2 separate regions of the Homo sapiens genome follow, and region 1 is linked to region 2. Evidence: chromatin loops called from intact Hi-C (ENCODE). Cell type or tissue: gastrocnemius medialis. All regions are shown on one strand. Each heading gives the region's core, and the rest is flanking DNA. Links, peaks and the distances in the headings are about the cores only.

Region 1 (8,339 bases), core at 43-8,042, 88 kb after region 2:
GCAGAAACTAAATTTTTAGGGAACTCAACAAACTTACAAAATATATAAGGAGAAATAAATTTTAAACAGTTAAGTCAATTATAAAAACCAGAGCAGACCTGCCATGCCAGATATTATGTCATTGCCACATAGTAATAAAAATATTATGGTACTGGTATAGGAACACATAGAGCAAATAGGAAACAGAATGAAGAACTCAGGAGCAGACCCACGTATAAATGCTACCTCCATTTACACAAAGGTGGTACCACAGATCAATGAGAAAAATATAAATTATTTAGAAGACGGCATTCGGGAAACTGGCTTTAATTTATCAAGGAAAAATAAAGTTGAGAGCCCCATGTTCTGCCATATACAAAGGTGAACTCCAGATAAATGGCAGACCTACATATGATACAAAAGAAAATGCAGGAGACTATCTCTATAATGTGGGTTAGGAATTTACTTCATAAAACAGGTTTGCAAAAGCACAATCCTTGAAGCAAAAAAAAATTGTATGACTTGACTGCATCACAATTAAGGGTTCTGTTCAGTTAAGAATACCATAGAAAAAATTAACAGATGGCTGACAAATTGGAAGAAAACATGTGCTATGTTCAAAAGCAACTAGGGATTAATATCTGAAATGCATGAGGAACTTTTCACAAATCAAAAGGAAGTCAATATAAAATATTTTAAAGGCCAATATAAAAATGAGAAAAGTATAAGAATAGACAATTCACAGAAGGAAAAGCCAGAATGGCAAGCAAGCATTAAAGAGATGCTCAACCCCACTTGTAATCAGAGTGGGAATATAAAGAGTGTGACCCCATAGCCACCAATATGCTGGTCTATGTTTTAAAACCCGCTCCCCAGGGAAGGAAAAGTCCTAACGTACAGTGTTTGCCAATTTCCATGGTGCAAATACTCTGAGCACTGCCAGTTTCCAGCTACCAGTGTAGCTTGAGGTCACTGAACAAGAAGTTGGGAAGAAATGTGCTTTATCAGCTCTCATGAACTGTTTTCAACACACCACTGCTTCACCCACCAGCATGGCAGAAATCAGAAAGATAATCCCAAATATTGGCAAAGATCTGGGGAAAGATGCACTGCTGATGGAAATTTAAACTGGTAAATATATTCTGCAGATCAACCTGGCAGTGCTTAGTGAAAAAAATTAGCAGTATGCTTTATGACTCAGCAGTCACCCTCCTGGATATGCCTCAGAGAAACCCTTACAGTGGTTCTATAAGCACCTTGTTCATGCAGTTTCCAGGAAGTCAGTTTCTCATTCACTAGGTGACCTTATTCAGTCTATGGCTTTAAATATTGACCAGGCGTGGTGGCTCACACCTGTAATCCCAGCACTTTCAGTGGCCGAGGAAGGATCACTTGAGGCCAGGGGTTCAAGACCAACCTGGCCAACATGGTAAAACCTGGTCTCTGCTAAAAATACAAAAATTAGCCAGGCATGGTGGCGTGCACCTGTGATCTCAGCTTCTTGGGAGGCTGAGGCAGGAGAATTGCTGGAACCTGGGAGGTGGAGGTTGCAGTGAGCTGAGAGCATGCCACTGCACTCCAGCCTAGGGGACAGAGTGAGACTCCATCTCAAATAATAATAATAAATAAACAAATATCATCTCTGTTTTCCTGATTTCCAAATTTCTATCTCCAGCCCTGAACCTCAGATGTATATCCAACTGCCTACTCAACATCCATTCTACAGCATACATTACATATCACAAATAGAACATGTTCAAAATGGAACCCTTCCCCATAACCTTCCCTATGTCAGTAAATGGCAACTCTATTCTTCTTTTTGCTCACTGGAGTCATCCTTTCTTCCTATCATATTTTTGGATTCTCCAAACCAAACTCCCTGTCTTCATTCTTCAAAAAGTTTATGATATCATTTATTAAGTAAATTCACATACCATAGAAATCCTTACAAATCAGTAGCCACTGGAGACCCCAGGAACCTCCTACTGCTTCTACCTGGGCTTGCCCTCCTCTAATCCATCTCCTTTGTCAAGGTTGCAGGTGGGGACTGCCTGCTGAAGTAGACCACAAACTGAAGAGGACTCCATTGAGCCGCACGAGACTTATTATCTGAATGGGGCTTCTCATTCCTGGTTGTGCATTAGAATCACCTGGATATCTTTTGCAAAATAAACCCTTAAAGACCTCCTCAGATATTTCCATTCAGTTGATCTAGTTTAGTTTCATGCTATTCTATGTTTATTCTTTTTTTATTTTTTTGAGACAGAATCTTGTTCTGTCACCCAGGCTGGAATGCAGTGGCGCAATCTCAGCTCACTGCAACCTCCACCTCCTCGGTTCAAGCGATTCTCCTGCCTCAGCCTACCGAGTAGCTGGGATTACTGATGCACACCACCATGGCTGGCTAATTTTTGTATTTTTAGTAGAGACGGGGTTTCGCTATGACGGCCAGGCTGGTCTTGAACTATTGACCTCAACTGATCCACCCACCTCAGCCTCCCAAACTGCTGGATTACAGGCATGAGCTGTCATGCCGGCCCTATTCTATAAATTTATTTTCCCTTTTCTTAGCCCTAGTTCCTGAGAAGACACTAACAAAGGAATTTGCATGTTCCTACATGGGGCACTGCTCCCCAGACCCTCCAGTTGCTGCCACTCTCAGACACCACATGATGCAAAGTCTTCTTTATAATTACAGCTAGATTGGAGGCATATGTTCTAGTGCTCTATAACTCTGTAGGATAACTATAGTTAACAATAATATATTATATGGTTTCAAATAGCTACAAGGAGGATATTGAATGTTCTCAACACAAAGAAACAAATGTTTGAGATGATGGATGTGCTAATGACTGTGATCTGATCACTATACATTATATGTGTTGCAACATCACTGTGTACCTCATGAATATATGCAATTATGATGTATTTTTATTTTTTAAAAAAAATTGAAGTCTTCTTAAAGCCTACATAAAGGAAGACGGAACAAAAGGAATGTCACATGGCATTAGGATGAAAATTGCCACTGTGGCACAAAAGCTAAGTTTCGGGTACCAGCCACCCCCCAAATTTTTGGCCAATAAGACGCCTCCAGAAGCATCTTTGGCACACAAAAATAACACAAGCCAGTTTCCATGAGGATGTCAGTCCAACAATCTCCCCAGCACTTGCCACTGAAACGGACTCTGACCAAGCCTCTAGAAATAACTATTATTTTATAGAAAATGTAAGGCATAATAAAAATCATTTTTTAAAAAACACCATGAGGATGCAATCATCCAACGCCAAAATGTGGGAATTTCTACAGAACAAATAACCCAATTCTGACAACCAAAAAATGGCTGAGGGGAATGGTTATAGACCAGGAGAGACATAAGAGCTCCATCCACAGCCTGCAATGTCCAGACTTTATTTGGATCTGGATTCAGACAAACAAATGTGAAAATATTCCTTAGACAAATGGGGGAAATTTAGCCTAGACTGGATATTAAATTATATTTTCAATAGTGTTAATTTTGGGAGGTATGATGATCATGACATGATGGTCATGTTTCTATTAAAAATTCTTGTCTGTTAGACATCCATACTGAAGTACGTATGAAAAATGTTTGAGGTCTGGGATTTGCTTTAATGTGCTCCCTTAAAAATAAGTGTGTGGTGGAGGGATAGATGTAAAAAGAATAAAATATTGATAATTATTAAAGCTGAATGGTGGGTACGGTAGTCTTCTCTTATCGGCAGTTTCACTTTCTGTGGTTTTAGTTAGCTGCCATCCACCACAGTCTGAAAATATTAAGTGGAAAATTCCAGAAGTAAACAATTCATAAGTTTTAAATTGCACACCATTCTGAGTAGCATGATGAAATCTCACGCCATCCTGCCCCGTCCCGCCTGGGATCTGAATCATCCCTTTGTCCAGGGCCTCCACACTGTACATGCTCCTTATCCATTAGTCACTTAGTAGCCAGCCCGGTGATCAGATCGACTGTCAGGCCATCCAGTGCTTGTGTTCAAGTAACCCCTGTTTCGCTTAATGATGGCCACAAAGCACAAAAGTAGTGATGCTGGTATAATTGTTATATTTCATCATTAGTTGTTATTATTAATCTCTTACTGTGCCTAATTTACAAATTAAACTTTATCATAGGTATGCAAGTTTAGGAAAATACATAGTACATATAGGATTTGATTCAGGCATCCACTGGGAATCTTAGAACATATCCCCTGTGGATAAAGAGGTGGGGAACTACTGTATATTATTCTTTCTTCTTTTATAGGAATTTGAAATGTTTTCCATAATAGAAAGCTTTAAAAAAAAAAAAGAAACTCCAAGAGGGCAGGAATTGTAGTCTATTTCTAACACTGCTATATCCTAAGTACCTAGAATAGTATCTGGCACATAGTACTAATTCAATAAATGTGTGTTGATTAAATGGGCCAGGGTTTTTGAAGATTTCAGTCTCAGAGTCAGGTGCAGCAGCATGTGCTTGTAGTCTCAGCTACTTGGGAGGCTGAGGCAGGAGGCTCGCTTGAGCCCAGGAGATAGAGGATGCAGTGAGCTGTGACTGTGCCTGTGAATAGCCACTGCACTCCAGCCTGGGCAGCATAGTGAGACCCCATCTCTAAAAAACAATTTCAGTCTCAGCCAGGCGTGGTGGCTCATGCCTATAATCCCAGAACTTTGGGAGGTTGAGGCAGGTGGATCACAACGTCAGGAGCTTCAGACCAGCCTGACCAACATGGTGAAACCCTGTCTCTACTAAAAAAATACAAAAAAATTAGCCGGGCATGGTAGCAGGCACCTGTAGTCCCAGCTACTTGGGAGGCTGAGGCAGGAGAATGGCATGAACCCGGGAGGCGGAGCTTGCAGTGAGCCAATATCGCACCACTGCACTCCAGCCTGGGCGACAGAGTGAGACTCCATCTCAAAAAAAAAAAAAAAAAAAAAAAAAAAAAAACTATCATGTTCCAGGAATTTAGAAATCACAGAAGCTGCCTTTGTATCACATGCACACACACACACAGGAAAATCTGAGGCGTTTACATATTGCTAAAGTACCACTGAGTTGTCTTTCTGGCAGTTGTTTACAAAACCAATCCACTCTCATCCCAGTTGGCTGTAAACCATCAGAAGCTTAATAACATCTTGATTAGGGGTTGAGAAAATGTCAGACCCATTGGAGCTGCCACAGAGTAGGTAGAAAGCAGCTTGCACCTTGTCAACAATGGATCAAATGACTCTCCTCGCCAAAGAAAGCCACTGACAGACTAATTAGCTGGTACTGAGTCATGAGAAAGTCTCCTTTGTGACAAAAGCAGCATTCATAATAAGATTGTTCCTGACATTCCCCACCTAACCATATTTGAAACAGCAGGGGATAGTTAAGGTAAAAAATAAGTGAGAATTGTTTTTTAATTCACGTAGAGTTCAACACAAGAAGAATAAGCTATTGTCTAATTTTTTAAGGCCCATCAAAATATATCATGCAATATCTTTATCATCAAGATCATCACAACCAGAAGGCACTGGGTGGCACTTACAAGGACAACAGTTTGCATACTGACCCATCAAATCATCAGCAATATGTTGAGTGCCTTCTACTTGAAAAGCAGTATGGAAGCTGGAATCAAGTGCAAGATTCACTCCTTGTTTCCTAGTAAAATAGAGAGTGTCATGGTTGCAAGTGTGGGGAACCTGAATTGGAACCCCAGAATCACCTCTCTCTGCAACCCTAGCAAGTCACTTAACCTCCCTGAGCCTCAGTTGGTTCCTCTATAAAGTGAGATAAAGAATACGTGCCTCCAAGTGTCATACAAGCCTGACTCAAAGTGAGTGCTCAATGAATAGCTGTGATCATAAGACACAAGCATGAGAACAGAAACCACCCACCCACCAAAGAACAGTGCCAGAACTCGGGATTTCTCAAGATGGAAGTACATTGCAGGATGGGGTGGTCAGGAAAGTCTTCAAGGGAAAGACATATTTTGAGCTACGTGAGAAGGGTAATGAGATCTAGTTATGGAAATAAGGAGCTAGCATTTACTGAGTACTTAAACTATGCGATGTGCATTGTTCTAAGTACTTCCATTATTTGACTTCTATAAGATAAGTATCATTTTAATTTTTTTCCAGTTGGAGAAATCAGGTCATAGAGCAGTTAAGTAACTTATCCAAGATCACATAGTAAATAGAAGAACCAAGATTTCAGCCTATGCAGTCTAGATCCAAAGATTAAATGCTGTCTCAAAAAAAAAAAAAAGATTAAATGCTAAACCATGATACCTTGCAAGAGAAAAGTCTTAAGAGGCAGAAAAGTTCAGTGTGTATTTAGATGATGGTAATCGAAGAGCCTGTGTCAGTCCTTTCAGGCTGCTGTCATGGAATGCCATAGACAAAGTGGCTTATAAACAACAGAGATTTATTTATCATGGTTCTAGACTCTAGGAAGCCCAAGATCAAGGCACTGGCAGATGCAGTGGCTGGCAGGGGCCCTCTGCCTGGTTCACAGACAGCCATTTTTCAGTGTAGCCTCACATGGGGGAAGGAAAAAGGAGCTCTCTGAGGTCTCTTTTATAAAAACAGTTAATTCCAAAGGCCTCACCTCCAAAAACCCCTCACAATGGGGACTAGGTTTCAACATGATTTGGGGGTACACAAACATTTAGTCCCTAGCAGTCTAGCTGGAGCAGACCCATGGTAAGACGCTGGTAGGAGATGAGCTGCAAAGTCAGGCTGGAGCCAGACTAGGCCAGGAATGGCCTTGAATGTTACACTGAGATGGAGAGGCTGCCCTCTGGAGACAGGGAAAACCCAGCATGGGTTTCTAAAGAGAGAAAGACTGAGGAGTCTGTCAGCACGGTTCAAAATGGAAACTCCTGCCTAACCTTTGTGCCCCATGTCTCTTACATTCTCTTAAAGAAAAAACCTGAACATTAAAGGCATATAAAAAACTTCAAGCACTTTGAAGTAAGATGGAGCAACAGAAAAGACAGTTACCTTGAGATTCTTTTACCAATTCAACTTAGATTTCTTTAAAATAGCAAATGATTGTTTACAGATGACTTCTCCACATACAGCTTAGTTCTTATATTTAATGTGTGCTCAACACCAACCGGCATTTAAAATGAAGTTGAGACAAGTTAGCCACACACCCTTGAGGGATGGAAATCTGTCTTTTCTGCCTTTCCTATCACACCTCATTAAACACATTGCAGCCTAGCAATAACACCCACAAATCATCATTTTAACCACTTGGTTATTATGTAATAATGTAATAATATATAATCTTTTGGATATGTGCCCATTGGACAAAAGCAGAGTCCCAGCAAAAAAACAACAGCCACACAGCTTCCTACGGTGCTGTCCCATCCAGCAAGGTGCTGACTGGCTTGCCGCCCACTTGCACCCCGCTCGTCCTAGCACCCTGACTTCTGTTTCTCCAGCCTCACCCATACCCTAACTCAGACTTCACAGCAGGATGCCTCTCAAGGCTCAGCTTGTCAAGTGACCTACCTACCAGGGAGCTGCATTTTCAGCAATTTAGAGGCATTGTTGCTGATAGCAATCGCCTGGCATCTTTGCAAGCAGAATCCAGTGGCATCATGAAAACATGTGTGCCTCTATTGCAAAGGCTTCGTCATACTCAGGTCTCAGCTGAATCTGAGACTGGCCACTCCCAAGCATGAGCTCCACACAGTCCTCAGCTCCTACAATCCAAAGAGACCCCAGAGGCTGGGCGTGGTGGCTCACGCCTGTAATCCCAGCACTTTGGGAGGCCGAGGCAGGTGGATCACTTAAGCACAGGAGTTCGAGACCAGCCTGGGCCACATAGCAAAACCCTGTCGCTATAGAAAATACAAAAAATAAAATAAAATTAGCTGGGCGTGGTGGCATGTGTCTGTAGTCCCAGCTACTCAGGAGGTTGAGGCTGGAGGATCACTTGAGCCCAGGAGGTGGAGGTTGCTGTAAGACAAGATCTCATCACTGCACTCCAGCCTGGGTGACAGAGACCCTGTCTCAAAACAAACAAACAAAAACAAAGAGACCCTAGAAAAGAGATTTGGTCTGTGAAGGATCTTCCTACTCCTGACTTGTCAAGCACTTACTAAGTAATTCTTAGTATGAGTAAATACCATAAGACGTGTCCCTTTCCTTAGGGAGTCCATAGTCTAGCTGAGAGAACACAATTAAAACCCATGAAAAATGAGAAGTAAGATAGAATCTCAATGTTGAAGTCAGATGTTTAGGGCTTGCCCAGGACTGAGGGAGTTCCTGGGATGCGGGCCTCAGTTTAAAAACAGAGCAGTGCTGGCGGGGTGTGGTGGCTCACACCTGTAATCCCAGCACTTTGGGAGGCCGA
Region 2 (8,339 bases), core at 22-8,021:
CAAAATCAAGAGATCTAATAATGTATTCCAGTCTGTCTCGGATTAGTTGTATAATAACCTGTGCTTCAACCTTCTCACCTGAAAAATAGGGAAAATATCTTTGCCCAATCCTTCTCACAAGAGTCTTTGAAATTTCACACAGATGATGACAATAAAAGCACCCCATGTTTCTTAGAAGATGAAGGAACTATTGTTCTCTACAATTTTTGTGGTAATATTTGCTAACCTCAGAAAACTACAATCACACTAAAAGATAGTCTTTGTCAAAAAGCTGATCATTAGGTAGTGGTTTAAAGTTTTAATCAAAATATCAAAGGTGATTCTTTTAGAACACGAAGAATTCATCTCATAAAGCTTTTAAAAAAACAAATGAGAAATCAAATATTTTTTAAAGAGAAATAGAGAAAAATGCCTTTTCAGATTTAAGACAAATACACAGAAAGTAAAATAGAATGGTATCAATGCAAGAAGCAGACAAATAGATGAAGTGAAAATATAGCCAGAAACAGACCTGTTTTTAATCGTGAGTCAATGGGTAAGGAGGAAATTATCTTATGCATAGTGTTGGAAGAGTAGTTATTTGAAAAGCAAATCAATTTAGGTCCTTACCTCACACTAGACACCAAATTAAATTCCAACTAGATTTAAGAAGAGAGCAAAAACAAACACAACTAGAAGAAGATAGCAAATATTTATCTAATCTTTGGTGAAGGGAAGATTGTATAACTATAAAATAAAGGAAATCATGACATTAAAAAAATAGGTTTGACTATCTAAAAATAAAAATCTTTCTTTGGTATGCTAAAAAGTAGCATTAGAAAGCAACTAAGGCCAGGTGCGGTGTTTCACATCTGTAATCCCAGCACTTTGGGAGGCCGAGGTGGGTGGATCACCTGAGATCAGGAGTTCAAGACCAGCCTGGCCAACATGACGAAACCCTGTCTCTACTAAAAATACAAAAATTAGCCAGGTGTTGTGGTGGGCGCCTGTAATCCCAGCTACTTGGGAGGCTGAGGCAGGCGAATCACTTGAACCTGGAAGGTGGAGGTTGCAGTGAGCCAAGATGGCACCACTGCACTCCAGCCTGAGTAACAGAGTGAGACTACATAAAAAAAAAAAAAGAAAACAACTAATAAAAGTATTTGAATTTTTTATAAAAGGTTAACATCTCTGACATATAAAGAGTGCCTACAAATCAAAAAGAAAATTGATTGATAGATACCAATTTGTCCCAGCAGATAAAAATGGGCAATTCATAGGAAAAAAAAGTGAAATGAATTAATAAACACTTGGGAAAACATCCAACCATGTGAATTATCAAGTCAATAAACATAATTTAAAATATTCTACCATTTTTTCCCTTAAAATCAGCAAAAGTTGTCATTATTATTAAGAATACTCAATGCTGGTGAGTGTGTCTACCACGCTTTTACATGGTGCTGGTAGATGAACAGAGTAACACATTTGGAAACCAAATAATATGCACCAAGAATTTGTCAATATTCATAGTCTTTTGATCTAGTTATTTTACTAGAATTAGCCTACATTTTAATTCAGTAATTACCCTGAATTACTAGATTATCCTATCTGGATTCAAGATCTATCTTGAAAGTTATAGGACTGCTGACTGTTGGATGGGAAGTGGAGGGGTGTGGGAGAATGGAATCAAGGATGACTCCTAGGTTTTGGGCTTGAGCAAATGTATAACCAGAGGTGCTGATGAGTTGGAAAAGAATAAAGGAGATGATGTGTGTACAGAAAGAGTTCCATTTGGGCATGTTAAATTTGAGTTGCCTATTAAAATAGGCCAGTGAAGTTGATGAGTGGGCATCTGATAGATGAAACTGAAGCTCAGAGAACTGTAAGAGACTATGAAATCAGCTGGCTGGACATCCTAATCTAGTAATTCAGAGACTTTATCTTAAGGAAATCTTCCTTTTAAAAAATGCACAAAGATGTTCATTATAGTATTTTAAATATTTTGAAAACTGAAAACAATGTGGAAATGATAAGGCAAACCAACTACTCAATGGAATGTTTTACAGCCATTAGCCATTCCAAATGTTATTTATGAAATGGACTGGCATGGAAAATGTTTATGATATAATGAAATGTGCAGAAAAGTCAAGGTTCAAAATTGCATATTGAATATAACTGCAAATAAGTGAAAAAAAATCTCAGCACAGAAACGACTTAAAAATCAACAGGGGTTGTCTTTTAAGGGAGCATCATGTGTAGTATTTTCTTATTTTTTAAATTTTTCTACATTTTAAGAGTTCTATGTTATGGAAAAGGGTATAATGGGGGAAAAAAAGGTTGAAATTGTATGTCTGTGTGCCTGTGTGTGTGTGTGAATGTGGGTGGGTGTGTCTATATCCATCTCCATGTCCTCTGTCCCATGCCCAGGTCCTTTGGAGTGCTGCTATGGGAAATCTTTTCTCTTGGATATATGCCATACCCCAGCAAAAGCAACCAGGAAGTTCTGGAGTTTGTCACCAGTGGAGGCCGGATGGACCCACCCAAGAACTGCCCTGGGCCTGTGTATGACTCTTTTAGGAACACTTCTGCTAGTTACTAAGCAGTTTTTCTTTTCAAAAAATATCCAGAGCCACATATGCTTCTTTAAGATGAAGGGGCAGATGGCTGCCCTCCCTTTAATATGCCCCAAGATGCGAATGTGACTGCGACTTCAGTGAGATGGATGCGTCTCCCAGGCCCTCAAAAGCAAGGATGCCATCCCAGAAAAAGTATCCATTGTCTGGCTACAGGCTGTGGACTCACCAGGCCTACATTCCCCAAGCTCCTGCTGGGAATGTGTGTCCCAGGCCCAGTCCCTGCTGCCCTACACCGTATGTCTGTGTCTACTTTAAAGATTTCCATTCCCTGCAATGTCTCCTGCCCTGCCTGGCACCCCTCACTTCCTTCCCACAAGCAACGTGGATGGGAAATATAATTGGAATATTCTGTCCCCAAAGTGGCTTTAACTCAGGAATGGAGTGACAGCAGCCGTGGTTAACATAAACATCAGGATGTCTGTGTTAGATACCTTTACACCTGCGCACTCTTCCTTGACCAATCAGCAGGGGGCAGCATAGGCCAAGTACACGGGGCCTAGACGAGTTCGCACCCTCAACGTATTCGTTGCAACCCTGGGGCTGGAAGAAAATATATTTTTCATCATTGTGCTTCTCCTTATTTTAATTAATGTGCTTCTTCTTTTAGATACCGGATAATGACTCAGTGCTGGCAACATCAGCCTGAAGACAGGCCCAACTTTGCCATCATTTTGGAGAGGATTGAATACTGCACCCAGGTAAAACATTTTCTCCCTTTGGTCAACATTTACTCTATATGAAACAGTCTTAAAGATGGCAAATACCGAAATATGAAATAGGTCAAGCCAGTCAGAGTACAAGATTTATGATCAAAATAGTGAAAATTAATTTTCTCTAAAATGAAATGACTGGTGTCTCCATTTGCCCATTTTGTAAAATAAATATTAGTAACTTCACCAGCACACAGCACAGTGCCAGACACACAGTAAAAACTGGGGAATCAATCCAGTCCACGAGAATTTATCAAGTCCCTACTGGGGACCTAATGTTTTAGTAGCCAAAATTGAAGCTTCACAGACGTATGGAACACATCTGCTCTCAAATAGTTTAGAGCCTGGCTGGAGAAATAACAACATGTGAAGTAATTAATTGCATATAAAATTGATAGATTATATGTCCAACTATATATGTCAGGAGGATTAAGGGAATGAAATTTCAAAGTAATCTGGAGAAATTTTAACATCATCAATAATACTTGCTATCATTCATACTGCACAAATCACTTTTTGCGTATTTCGTTTTATCCTTAGTGGGGAATGTAAAATATCCCTACCTTATAGATGAGGAGTTAAGGCCTGAAGAGTCTGTCCAAGTCAAACATTCTTCTAGCAATCCTGTGGGTTCCTCTACAGATCCCTCTCCCATTCCTTCAATAACGACTCGAAATTTTTGCTTCTCTCCCTCATTTTCAGCCGACAGCTATGCTTCCTCCCTCACCAAGAGGGTGGAGATCATCATAAGAGAATGCCCTCATTTCCTCCCTGTCTCTGATACAAACTTCTCTGCCTCTGCCGCCATTTCTCACCACCTGCCTTCCCGTCTCTCCTCCCCTTCAAGGCCAGCCTTGCTGCCAGTATCACCAATCGCCTGCTCAGGGCTTTGTTCTGTCCGATGCTCTCCTCTTCCCTGTATTCACTTTCTTTCCCTCTCTCTTGGTTCTCGTTCTGCCAGGATATCTAATTCTGAGAATATTTTAGAAGAGTCAATAAACCACTATTTATTTAATTTAATTTTGGGAGCAGTCTCGCTCTACTGCCCGGGCTGGAGCACAGTGGCGCCATCTTGGCTCACTGCAGCCTCCACCTCCCGGGTTCAAGCGATTCTCCTCCCTCAGCCTCCTGAGTGACCAGGATTACAGGCATGTGCCACCATATCCAGCTAATTTTTTTTGTAATTTTAGTAGAGATGGTGTTTCACCATTTTGGCAGGCTGATCTCGAACTCCTGACCTCAAGTGATCCACCCGCCTCGGCCTCCCAAAGTGCTGCCACACCTGGCCTACCTACTATTTCTTTAAATCCCCTCCTCTTCATTGTGACTAAAGACAGACACATTTTTCAAACTGTAGTCATTTTCCAGCCTCACTACTCCATCCTCTTATTCCTTTCAGCTCACGTGAGTGAACTGGCATTTTTATCTATAGACTTCCTATATCACGTTATTGAAGGTTCTTTCAGAGAACTCTGTTTAATGACATTAGGTTATTTTGTTGTAATCTGAATGGAATACACCCACTTAAACATATATACCTTCTTAGGAGTATTTTTCTCAATAGTCTATAATATCCCTCTTAAAAGGCAGTTTTACACAAGCATATTTAAAATGATTGATTCACTATAGAAATTACTAAAACACAGAGGGAACTAAAGAATGTTTTAATGAGTCAGAGGTAGTTATTTTTTAAACTCGAACACTCGTGTTTTTCTGTTACTCAGGTAATGAGGGTATTTTCTCAATTTGCATAAAATATTAATTAATTTCTCCAAATTTAATTTTTCTTCCACAAATTTTCCCTAAACTTCTGGCAGCTGCTTCTGTTCTTCTATGTTACAGTCTATTACTGTGAAAATGATCTAGCACACAGTTGTTTTTGTAAATGGTTTTCCTCACAGCACTTCAGCATTTCCTGGGTTGTGCAAAGGGTCCCTCACATCCAGACTAGTTAAAGAATGCCTGTAATCCCAGCACTCTGGGAGGCCGAGGCAGGTGCCTCACCTGAGGTCAGGAGTTCGACACCAGCCTGGCCAACATGTTGAATGAAACCTTGTCTCTACTAAAAACACAAAAATTAGCGGGGGTGGGGGGGTGGGGGGGTGGGGTGCATGCCTGTAATCCCAGCTACTCAGGAGGCTGAGGCACGAGAATGGCTTGAACCCACTAGGCAGAGGTTGCAGTGAGCCAAGATTGAGCCATGGCACCCCAGCCTGGGCGACTGAGCAAGACTGTCTCTAAAAAACAAACACAAAAACATGCACTGTGGTACCTGCACATGTGATGATGTGGCACAGGAAAACTTACAATCAAGTGTAAAGTACCCAAATGGAAATGGAAAGCAGCTGGGAAGAGATCAAAAAATAAACCCTGTAGGCCAACATGGCATGTGTCTCCTCTCCTCCTCCCCCCAGCCCCCCACCATCACTCTTGAAGTCAAACACATAGGCTTTTATTTTTATTTTTTCCAGTTGGAACGATTTTAGTGGAACTAGACTGGAATAATACAAATAATAATCTTAATTTTTTTTTTAAATCCACTAATCTTTAAAAACTGGCCAAAGGTCTCCTCCTCTGCAAAGCTTTTCCTGCTCCACTCTGTCCCAGGCACCCATACACACTTCCATTATAGCGCTTATCCTCTAAGGTCTTTGAGGATAAGGATGACTTCCCATTCATTTTGTATGCCCCAGTGCCTGTAAGTTACTATATTCTCAATAAATCCTGGTTTCCTCATCTGTAGAATATGTTTAGATAACATCATCTCTAAGGTATCTTCTAGATCCAACATTTTTTGTCTCTGATTCAAAGTTTTAATAATTTCCCCTACGGCAGGACCCGGATGTAATCAACACCGCTTTGCCGATAGAATATGGTCCACTTGTGGAAGAGGAAGAGAAAGTGCCTGTGAGGCCCAAGGACCCTGAGGGGGTTCCTCCTCTCCTGGTCTCTCAACAGGCAAAACGGGAGGAGGAGCGCAGCCCAGCTGCCCCACCACCTCTGCCTACCACCTCCTCTGGCAAGGCTGCAAAGAAACCCACAGCTGCAGAGATCTCTGTTCGAGTCCCTAGAGGGCCGGCCGTGGAAGGGGGACACGTGAATATGGCATTCTCTCAGTCCAACCCTCCTTCGGAGTTGCACAAGGTCCACGGATCCAGAAACAAGCCCACCAGCTTGTGGAACCCAACGTACGGCTCCTGGTTTACAGAGAAACCCACCAAAAAGAATAATCCTATAGCAAAGAAGGAGCCACACGACAGGGGTAACCTGGGGCTGGAGGGAAGCTGTACTGTCCCACCTAACGTTGCAACTGGGAGACTTCCGGGGGCCTCACTGCTCCTAGAGCCCTCTTCGCTGACTGCCAATATGAAGGAGGTACCTCTGTTCAGGCTACGTCACTTCCCTTGTGGGAATGTCAATTACGGCTACCAGCAACAGGGCTTGCCCTTAGAAGCCGCTACTGCCCCTGGAGCTGGTCATTACGAGGATACCATTCTGAAAAGCAAGAATAGCATGAACCAGCCTGGGCCCTGAGCTCGGTCGCACACTCACTTCTCTTCCTTGGGATCCCTAAGACCGTGGAGGAGAGAGAGGCAATGGCTCCTTCACAAACCAGAGACCAAATGTCACGTTTTGTTTTGTGCCAACCTATTTTGAAGTACCACCAAAAAAGCTGTATTTTGAAAATGCTTTAGAAAGGTTTTGAGCATGGGTTCATCCTATTCTTTCGAAAGAAGAAAATATCATAAAAATGAGTGATAAATACAAGGCCCAGATGTGGTTGCATAAGGTTTTTATGCATGTTTGTTGTATACTTCCTTATGCTTCTTTCAAATTGTGTGTGCTCTGCTTCAATGTAGTCAGAATTAGCTGCTTCTATGTTTCATAGTTGGGGTCATAGATGTTTCCTTGCCTTGTTGATGTGGACATGAGCCATTTGAGGGGAGAGGGAACGGAAATAAAGGAGTTATTTGTAATGACTAAGCATGGGGAAAGACATTCTTTACTTGAAAAAGAAAAAATCATAGACAACTGAAATGTCACTTTAGGTGACGGTTAGATGCTTTTAATTGTGCTGATTCATCACCAATTGTAAAAAATGTCGTGAGTAGTTCCAGTAGTATAGCAGAAGTGTGTATATACTCATCTCAATGAAATGCATACATTCCAAGTGCTTTGAGTAGGATAAAGCACCAATACAGATCCAGAGATTCAAACATCCTATTAAATATACCTCATGCCTTAAGAAAATCCTCCTACTAGAAGTGAAAAACTGAGTGTGAGGTTTCCTACTGGATTTAAAACTCAAGATTTAAACTACTTATTTAAAAAATTTCCACTAATTAAATTTTGATCATTTAAAAGCAAAAATTTTAAGCAGCAGTGATACATGGAAGCATGGAAACATATCCATTTGTGGGCATAAGCGTCAATACATTTTAGGCCAAAACCTTCTATTCGTTTCAGTCATGGAATGAACTACCAAACTCAAGTTTGTACCTGTAGAGATGGACAGGGCCCCGGGAGGAACAGGCCGCTGGTGGTCCTAAGGAGAGGCACTGATCCAGTCTCTTTCCTTTCACCGTTAACCTGCGTTTTCTCTCCCTTCCTCATGTGATCCAAGTACACTGGGAACATAAATGTGCTGAAATACACATCGCATAATTTGTATAGCTGTCAAAGGCAGATTAAAACAAAGAATTTTTTCCCTAGGAGGCGATGAGGAAAGGAATTGTGGAACCCTTGGAGAGTTGAGGTTGACATTGACATGTTAGAGTGGGAGTTCTGAACTTGGTTTTCACAGATGAATTTTACTTCCATGAAAACGCATTGGGAATCTGTTTAATTTTACACACATACTTATGTGTGTAATGCTTAGAATGCTTTATCAGTAAGTCCTCATTTCATCCTCTTTCTGCTTCTCCTCTAGCCTCACGCCCACTTTCTTTCCTGTTGGTAGCTACACCAAAGCATTCAAGAGGAAAGCAATTCTCTTATTACTTGCTAGTTACTA

The links. Peaks named below come from ENCODE experiments on the same cell type or tissue, not always from the same donor. Only the 100,000 strongest peaks of a DNase experiment are listed, where the experiment ranks them.
Region 1: it touches region 2 in a loop (4-fold over the local background); 10 of 110 quality-filtered maps call a loop at or near these places.

Annotation. Positions count from the first base shown.
Region 1 is chr2:29,103,957-29,112,295 of GRCh38, reverse strand. All of the region lies in intron 1 of LOC105374386 (a long non-coding RNA gene), which reads left to right. It also overlaps a transcript of CLIP4 not described here. Among named protein-coding and RNA genes, the nearest start is that of CLIP4, 7.3 kb to the left of the region's middle. RefSeq lists an enhancer at 3,597-4,184. In gastrocnemius medialis, for the core only: no CTCF peak of the experiment used is centred there; a DNase peak (open chromatin) is centred at 3,922; H3K27ac peaks cover 1,206 bases.
Region 2 is chr2:29,191,744-29,200,082 of GRCh38, reverse strand. It overlaps ALK (ALK receptor tyrosine kinase), which reads left to right. Exons shown (of 29, transcript NM_004304.5): 27 at 2,407-2,541; 28 at 3,223-3,313; 29 at 6,161-7,309. The coding sequence ends at 6,859. Among named protein-coding and RNA genes, the nearest start is that of CLIP4, 80 kb to the right of the region's middle. In gastrocnemius medialis, for the core only: a CTCF peak has its summit at 3,078 (motif pointing right); a DNase peak (open chromatin) is centred at 3,080.